2 separate regions of the Homo sapiens genome follow, and region 1 is linked to region 2. The links are chromatin contacts, found by Hi-C or POLR2A ChIA-PET in ENCODE. All regions are on one chromosome and are shown on one strand. The core of a region is the stretch at or near the end of the contact, and the rest is flanking DNA. Distances in the headings are between cores, read along the strand shown. Region 1 holds the start of TMEM209 (transmembrane protein 209). Region 2 holds the start of TNPO3 (transportin 3).

The links. Hi-C counts contacts between places; a loop is a spot of excess contacts on that map. ChIA-PET counts read pairs that join two places held with the same protein, here RNA polymerase II (POLR2A). Pooled maps may share reads with other maps.
Region 1: a loop to region 2 is called in a map of CD4-positive, alpha-beta T cell, with 9 times the contacts of the local background. The contact joins the promoter of TMEM209 here to the promoter of TNPO3 in region 2. A Hi-C loop is called at or near these places in 2 of 168 maps with a recorded cell type or tissue (CD4-positive, alpha-beta T cell and CD8-positive, alpha-beta T cell) and 5 of 50 pooled maps. POLR2A ChIA-PET finds 5 or more read pairs at or near these places in 1 of 52 experiments (activated CD4-positive, alpha-beta T cell).

The regions. Positions count from the first base shown.
Region 1 is chr7:130,203,772-130,207,894 of GRCh38, reverse strand. It overlaps TMEM209 (transmembrane protein 209), which reads left to right and starts at 2,489. Exons shown (of 15, transcript NM_032842.4): 1 at 2,489-2,522; 2 at 3,785-3,921; 3 at 4,049-4,107. The coding sequence starts at 2,520. SSMEM1 (serine rich single-pass membrane protein 1) reads right to left here and starts at 35. Exons shown (of 3, transcript NM_145268.4): 1 at 1-35. RefSeq lists enhancers at 2,225-2,334, 2,395-2,574, 2,251-3,050 and a silencer at 3,712-4,006.
Region 2 is chr7:129,052,769-129,056,773 of GRCh38, reverse strand. It overlaps TNPO3 (transportin 3), which reads left to right and starts at 1,663. Exons shown (of 23, transcript NM_012470.4): 1 at 1,663-2,123. The coding sequence starts at 2,004. It also overlaps the pseudogene TPI1P2. RefSeq lists a silencer at 525-819 and enhancers at 525-819, 1,631-2,130.

The DNA.
Region 1 (4,123 bases), core at 1,240-3,739, 1.2 Mb before region 2:
GAAAATAAACCATGCTTAAAGGGATAAAGATGACTGGGAACTACTTCACTCCCTCTATGATGTATGACAATTTCCTTGGCAACCTATTATGACACATACTTAAGCAACTGTTCTAGGAACTGACAAATGCTTCTTGGACTTCTAAGTTTGTGGAAGGTTATTCAAATTACTCCTCTGAATGTTTATGTTATTTTCCCCCATACCTCAATATGGTGCATTCTGCCTTAATTTTTTTTCCTAAAACTTGTATATGCTATATTTTCCTATCTTCACGTCTAAGTGTTTAATGTATCCACTCATTTTAATTCAGTCTCTTTTATATGTATCATGCCATTGCAAATTATCATAGACAGTTCTAATGTATTACCGATCAAACTGTGTTCCCTAAAATTCATATGTTGAAGCCCTCACCTCCAGTGTGACTCTATTTGGAGACAGGGCCTTTAAGGAGGTAATTAAAGTTAAATGAGGTCATAAGGGCCCTAATCCAATACAATTGGTATCCTTACAAGAAGACAGCAAGGATTCACGAGCACAGAAATCAAGGTCACAATACAAGGGGGCCGTCTGCAAGGAGACCCGCCTCAGGAGAAACCAACCCTGCTGACAATTTGATCTTAGACTTCCAGCCTCCAAAATTATGAAAAAAATAATTTCTGTTGTTTAAGCCACCTGTCTGTGATATTGCGTTATGGCAGCCCTAATACATAATGCTGTCATTTGGTCAGTGGTGTTCTTTTTTAAGCCTTGAATAAATGCACAACAGCTTATAGATTAAGAGGGAAAAACACAGATGTGCCCGTTATGAACTACTATGAACTACATCAAATGCATACAATTTCTTCTTAGGAAAGAGTCACATATGGAGGGGGTGGGAAACCGGTATTCTAATTTTTTTTTTTTTTTTTTTTAGCAGGGTCTCACTCTGTCGCCCAGACTGGAATGCAGTGGCACCATCTTGGCTCACCGCAACCTCGGCTTCCCAGGCTCAAGTGATTCTCCTGCCTCAGCCTCCAGAGTAATTGGGATTACAGGCGCATGCCACCACGCCCTACTAATTTTTTGTCTTTTTAGTAGAGACAGGGTTTCAGCGTCTTGGCCAGGCTGGTCTCCATCTCCTGACCTCGTGATCCGCCCGCCTCGGCCTCCCAAAGTGTTGGGATTACAGGCGTGAGCCACCGCGCCCGGCCGGTATTCTAATTTTGATTGCACCTTGAGCCCTTTCACTTTGAACAATTTTCCAGTTAGTTCATCTCTAAATCTAAAACTAGAGCAAAACAACATTGCTGCTAAAGCAATCTAAAAATGATAAAACTTAACAGCTCTTCAAGAGCACAGCATACCTGCCGATTTTCATTAATATACAATACCACGTGGTATTAATCTTAGGATCATTTTAGGAAAAACTTTGGCCATTGGACATACATGATGTAATCCACTAGCTTACTGTGGCATGGCTTAATGTTTTTATTAGGAGGCACACTTCAGAACAAGTCCCCAGGCCCTGGGTTTCTGGCTGTGGACTCTAACGCGTCATCTCCTCCAGGAAGCTCGCGAGAGCTGGGGCTGGGCTGGATGCGCCTCCTTGGGGAGCACTGCATCCACCTCACCTGCCACCGAAATGCATCTGTGGGCCTCCGCTGGGGTTGAGCTCCTCTGGGTAATAACCAGGAAGGTCTTATTTTCTATATCCGTGCGCCTGGCTCAGCGGCACACTTGTAGGTATTTGTGCTAAATAAAACAAAGCTCAACCTTTTCCTCAGGATGAGCAGCTCTTCCAAAAAATACATACGAAAATGTGTTATTATTTTTAACCTCAAAACCACTAGCAACTTCAATAAAACAAATTTTGGGTGTGCTTGTTATTGCTGCACCCTATTAAACAGATTAAGAATTTAGGCCGGGCGCGGTGGGCCACGCCTGTAATCCCAAAAGGCGGTGGGAGGCCAGCAGGCGTTTGGGAGGCTGAGGCGGGCGGATCCCTTGAGGTTAGGAAATCGAGACCAGACTGGCCAACATGGCGAAACCCTGTCTCTACCAAAAAAAAAATTACATGGGGTCAGGACTCTTGACATAGATACTTTAACACAGGGGAAAGAAATGCTTTGTCACTGATGGTGTCTGGCCACTTTATCACGCCACTCTATCCTACGGTGAGCCGCCCTACTTAATCAGTTTACACATGTGAGTCCATAAATGCCCTAGGGAAGCTAAAATTATATTAATAGATACAAAATTCAGCTTGTTACAATTATTACTTTTTACTGCGGGTTCAGAGCCTGGTCTGAATTTTGCTGCTTAGCTTTCTCCCGCAGCTGAGTGGGAGCCGCAAAACCGAGACCTGTTTCCCTGGTAACGCTCCGAGCGCCTGGGCCTGCGACCCCTCCCTTTCTCGCGAGAAGAGACTACCTAGTTCTTCCGGTAACTTTAGAGCCGCTTGCCGGTGGCCTCCCGCTTGAGCTTGGCTTTGCGCATGCCCAGAGAGAGTGGCGCGAGCCTGCGTTTTCCGGCCAGAGGACATGGTGCGTTTTCGGGGTCGTGTTTGTGCTTCCTGTCTTGGAATCTACGCGGGTTGTGGGAGTTCCGCGCCTGCTGATCTGTCCTGGGTTCAGCCAAGGGGGATGTGGCTAGGCGTTCCGCCTCTCTAGGGGAAGGGAAGAAAGAAGCAATAGGGTTGCTGAAGTTCGTGCCCAGGAGCCGGGGAGGGAAGCTCTGGACTGGGAAATTGGGACGCGGGGGCTGAGTGGCGCGAAAGCTATTGCTCTGTCCTCTGTGGGATACGACTGCTTGTCGCTGGAACAAGTTTTGCACGGTCTGTAAGAGTTGAGCCTAGCTGAAGAAAGGAGGAATTATAAATCCCAAATGTGGACCAAAACAATGCACGTTTTCCCCTCTCTCCCTCTTACTCCGCTCACCACCCCATCATAAGTACGTGCCCTTCTAAAACTTGGATCCTTGTCCTTTATCCACACACAAAAGGGAGAGCCCTGGAGTACAGCTGTCCAAGTGCAGAGTTGTTGAGATAGTAATGGCGTCTGCATGAGGATGTACAACAGTCTTTATGACTTACAGCAGATATGGAATATAGTCTCCCAAAACTTGACATTTTGAGTTTCTGAAGTTAGCCTTTTGCCTAGTCCGTGTAACATACCCCAAAGACAAAATACAAAGTATTTCTAGACATAACCCTTAAATTACAAAATAAGACATTTTTATGTATTGGAAGTATTAAATTGTTCTTAAATAACCAGCCACGGCTGGGCGCGGTGGCTCACGCCTGTAATCCCAACACTTTGGGAGGCCGAGGCGGGTGGATCACAAGGTCAGGAGTTCGAGACCAGCCTGGCCAAAATGTTGAAATCCCGTCTCTACTAAAAATACAAAAATCAGTCGGACGCGGTGGCGGGCGTCTGTAATCCCAGCTACTCGGGAGTCTGAGGCAGGAGAATCGCTTGAACCCGGGAGGCGGAGGTTGCAGTGAGTCGAGATCGCGCCACTGCATTCTAGCCTGGGAGACAGCAAGACTCCGTCTCAAAACAAATAAATAGATAAATAACCAGCCACTTCTCTGTTGATTACACTGTGATGCCAATTAAGTTACATATAATTTTGGGTTCCCTTTTCATATACTGATATTAAAATGGAAGAAGTTTTGATAAAACATTTTAAAGATGAGAGAAGGTATATGCGGTTTCAGTTACCTTTATAAGGGATGCAAAATTTGGTTTTTAAATGGAGCAATAGTTTCTTCTGGTTAATTCCTGTGCTTTTTGTTTTTTCATAGATGCAGGGGGAGGCACACCCTAGTGCTTCCCTTATTGACAGAACCATCAAGATGAGAAAAGAAACAGAGGCTAGGAAAGTGGTCTTAGCCTGGGGACTCCTAAATGTATCTATGGCTGGAATGATATATACTGAAATGTAAGTGAATCAGTCCAAAAAAAGTGAAACTTTAAGAAGCCAGTGGCTGGTTCCACAGGTTTTTGTGTTTGTTTTTGATTTTTGGTGTTTTTAGGTTCACTGGAAAGCCTTTCTAATTTTTTTTCAGGACTGGAAAATTGATTAGTTCATACTACAATGTGACATACTGGCCCCTCTGGTATATTGGTAAGTAAGTAATTTT
Region 2 (4,005 bases), core at 414-2,913:
GGCTCATTGTTTGGCATTGATGATGTCTACGAATTCGGGCTTGAGGGAAACACCACTCATGAGGAAGGCAGCCACGTCAGGCTGGCTGGCCAGCTCCTTGCAGGTTGCCTTGGTCACAGAGCCTCCATAAATGATACCAGTGCTCTGAGCCACTGCATCAGAGATGTTGGACTTAAGCCATCCTCGGAGCTTCTTGTGTACCTCCTGGGCCTGTTGGGGTGTTGCAGTCTTGCCAGTACCAGTGGCCCACACGGGATCATAGGCCAAGATGACCTTGCTCCAGTCCTTCACATTATCTGCGATGACCTTTGTCTGCTCAAAAACAACCTTCTCAGTGATGCCAGCTTCCCTTTCATCTAGCTTCTCCCCAATGCAGGCGATTACTCCGAGTCTCTCTGCCAGAGCATGGGCCACTTTTCTGCCCAATCAGCTCATCTGACTCCCCAAAGACACGCCTTCTGAGTGCCCCAGGACCACACCACCCACGTGACTCCTAAGTCTTTGACCATGCCAGGGCTGATCTCCCCAGTAAAGGCCCCATTAGTCACTTTGTAGCAGTTCTGCGGAGCCACAGCAATCTTGGGAGCTAGCTTCTGCCGGGCCAACTCGTTATACGCAGTGGCGAGAGCACAAATCACCTTGGTGTCGGCAGGCACAGTGGCCGCGTTCTGAGTGCCGATGAGCTCCCCCAGACATTTCTTCCGCCCGTTCATCTTCCAGTTCCTCCCCACGAAGAACTTCCTGGAGGGCGCCATGGCGCTGGAGCTGAGGCGCTGTAGGTCAGTGTCAGCGCCTAAAACGGGTTTTATTAATACTTGGCAAGGTTGTTAGGCGGATTAAATGAGATCTTGTAACTACAGTGTTTTACACATTGTGATCATTTATCAAATAGCAGTTATTTACTAGTGCAAAGGACTAGCAGCAATGTTAATATCAATATACTGTTACCTTTTGTCCCTAATTTCTCCATAGTACAGTTTCCAATATTTCTGTTTTCTTTTGTGAATTGTTAGACCACTGGTATTGGATTCGGACAGAAAGGCATTCACAAAAATACAGTTCAATGTGAGAATAACCCTAAAGATGTATGCAAAATGCTCTGGAGTTAGAGCACCAGGAGCTGTAAGCAGAATGAAGACCTCTTTTGGGCTTAAGAACTAAGTAAAGGGGAGCTGAACAAAGATTCTAGGCATTTTGGATTTATCTCAATGTGGCACATATTTCAGGTTTGTAAAATAGTTCAGTTGACTACGTGTCTGTCTCCTCCACTAGAGCCAGCGTAGGTACCATGTCTTAAGTCATCTTTGGATCTCCAGTACTGTGGCCACTCTAGGGAGAGTTGAATTGACGCGCCTTGATCACCAGGGCAGAAAAGGATTCTCTGGAGAGGGATGGGGCAGTCGGAAGGGGTAGGAAAAACCTGGATCCGTTTCCAAGGAGCTGAAGGCAGCTCAGATATGGGGCACATCTCGGCGCTAATGTCCCAAGCTGCTAGCGAGGAACAGAGAGAACACCGGCTCTTCTTCCCGGCTCCTGGCCCGGCAGGGTTACTTCCGGGAGGGGGCGGGGAGACAAGAGGAGGCGTGCCGGGAAGGAGGCCGTTTGTAGTGTACCAGGCGGAAGTGTGCCAAAGGTATCGGTGCTGTCGCTTCCGGTCCGGGTAAACGAACCTTAGGTACACTGGTGTGTGGCCTCCCAAGATAGGCTTCTGAGGGCAAGTCAGCGACTGAAGACGGGAGCGCCAGAATCTGTGGACTCAAGAGTCTAGAATCAAGTGGAAAAACCGGAAAAAAGGCCAGGAACCTGAATACGACCTAATAGCTGTTTCCGAGGGGGCAACTTCCACGGAGAGCCTTCTGCCCTGGTAACGGCCAAAGAGGAGGAGATGGCGCCAGTCAGGGAGCGGCCGTGGCCCAGACAGTGAGGAAGCGCGAAGGCGGAGCAACCGAGGAATCCTCCGGAGAAGAATCAGAGCCGTCGCTACCGCCACTACCGCCACCACCATGGAAGGAGCAAAGCCGACATTGCAGCTCGTGTACCAGGCAGTGCAGGCGCTTTACCACGACCCAGATCCCAGCGGAAAGGAGCGCGCCTCTTTTTGGCTTGGGGAGCTGCAGCGTTCGGTGAGGGGCCCAGAGAGGCAGTTCTGTGCCGCACGGCCGGGGCGGGGTGGAACCTAGGCTCCGGGGGAGAACCTGAGCCCGGCAGTTGACCTCGTGAGGTCCTCCTTGGGGAGGAGCTGCTGTCGTGGGGTGGGGCTGCGAAGCTACATCTTTGCCGCTTTTGGGAAACTAGTCGCACCTGATCGGTCGCGAACTGGCCCTTTCCCCACCCGGCAGAATCTGATTTGTAGGTCTTATACTCTTCGATTGTGGCATCAATCTAATCTTGTTTAAGTTCTCCCTTTGCCGTTGCTTCTTGGGCCGTGCTTTTCCGTTTTGTCTTCCTCCCACCAAATCCAACCCCAGTGTTTCTCCACCTTCCGCTTAAGAAGGCTTTATTCGTCTCCCCTCCGTGTCCAAGACTTGCATCTGGCATTTTGCTCCCAGTCGTAGCCTTATGCCTCACTCTTTTTGCCTATTTTCACTCCAGTTTGAGTCTGTTCTTCTCGAAACTTCTCAGGTTTCTAGATTCTTACTCATGCGAGTTTTCCCCTTGCTTTGGAGTGGCAACATAATATGAAGAAAAAACAGTAATTCTGCTTTCAGAAAATCTTTGGAGTTCTCATTTTGTTTCATATTAATCCTCTAACCTTGTTATTTCTCTGGCTTTTAGATTTTTATTTATAAGATGGGTATCACTGCTGCTTTGATTATTCCATATAAAACTGTGTGTGCATCCGGTGAGATATTTAATTGTAGCTTATATCTGTTGTATTTCTGCATTCTTTGATTCATGTTTTATGCTTCCTGCCCTAATTTTCACACCTTTGCTGTGCTTCATTTCTGTGTAAATGTGTATTCTTGGTTATCTGGCTGACTTAGGTTCTAATGTAGGATGTACTTTAAAAATTAAGTACTTTGAAAACTAAAGAGGCTTTTTTTACAGGCTGACAAAATACTCACCTTTACCTTTATTTTTGCATTTTATACTCACAACCATATTTTTTTTGGCCCCCTTCCCTTTATTTTAACTCATAACTGATACTTAAAGGTGCTCTGCCTTATTAAATCAGCTCCTAGGCTGCAAGTGCATAATATTTAAAAATTTGCAACTTTGACTTTTTAAAAATCTGGTCTTGGTATGGAGCAACTTTGCCTTTTTTTTTTTTTTTTTTTTGAGACAGAGTCTCGCTTTGTCGCCCAGGCTGGAGTGCAGTGGTCCCATCTCAGCTCACTGCAACCTCCTCCTCCCGGGTTCAAGAGATTCTCCTGCCTCAGCCTCCCGAGTAGCTGGGATTACAGGTGCCTGCCCTGACACCCGACTAATTTTTTTTTTTTTTTCTTGAGACAGAGTCTGGCTCTGTTGCCCAGGCTGGAGGAGTGCAGTGGTGCTATCTCGGCACACTGCAACCTCCTCCTCCCAGGTTCAAGTGATTCTCCTGTCTCAGCCTCCTGAGTAGCTGGGATTACAGGCACACGCCACCACACCCAGCTAATTTTTGTATTTTTTAGTAGAAACGGGGTTTCGCCATGTTGGCCAGGCTGGTCTCTAACTCCGACCTCAGGTGATCCGCCCGCCTCGGCCTCCCAAAGTGCTGGGATTATAGATGTGAGCCATCGCCCCCCGCTGCAACTTTGACTTTGAATATTAAACCTAAAAAACTGGCACCCAAGTCCTCTTCAGAAAATAAAGGAATACGACTCACTGTAGGCTACACAAGAAAATCATTCACATATGGTCTCATTTAGTGTTTCTGTGATCTCTGGAGAGTCAACAATTCCCTGATCTTTGTATAGTTTTCTAAAGTGTAATTAGGAGAAGTGCTACACTATACTAAAAAAGTAATCTCTTTCTAATTAAACCTGCTTGTTGTGTGTATTTTAAATCAATATTTGAGTGCTT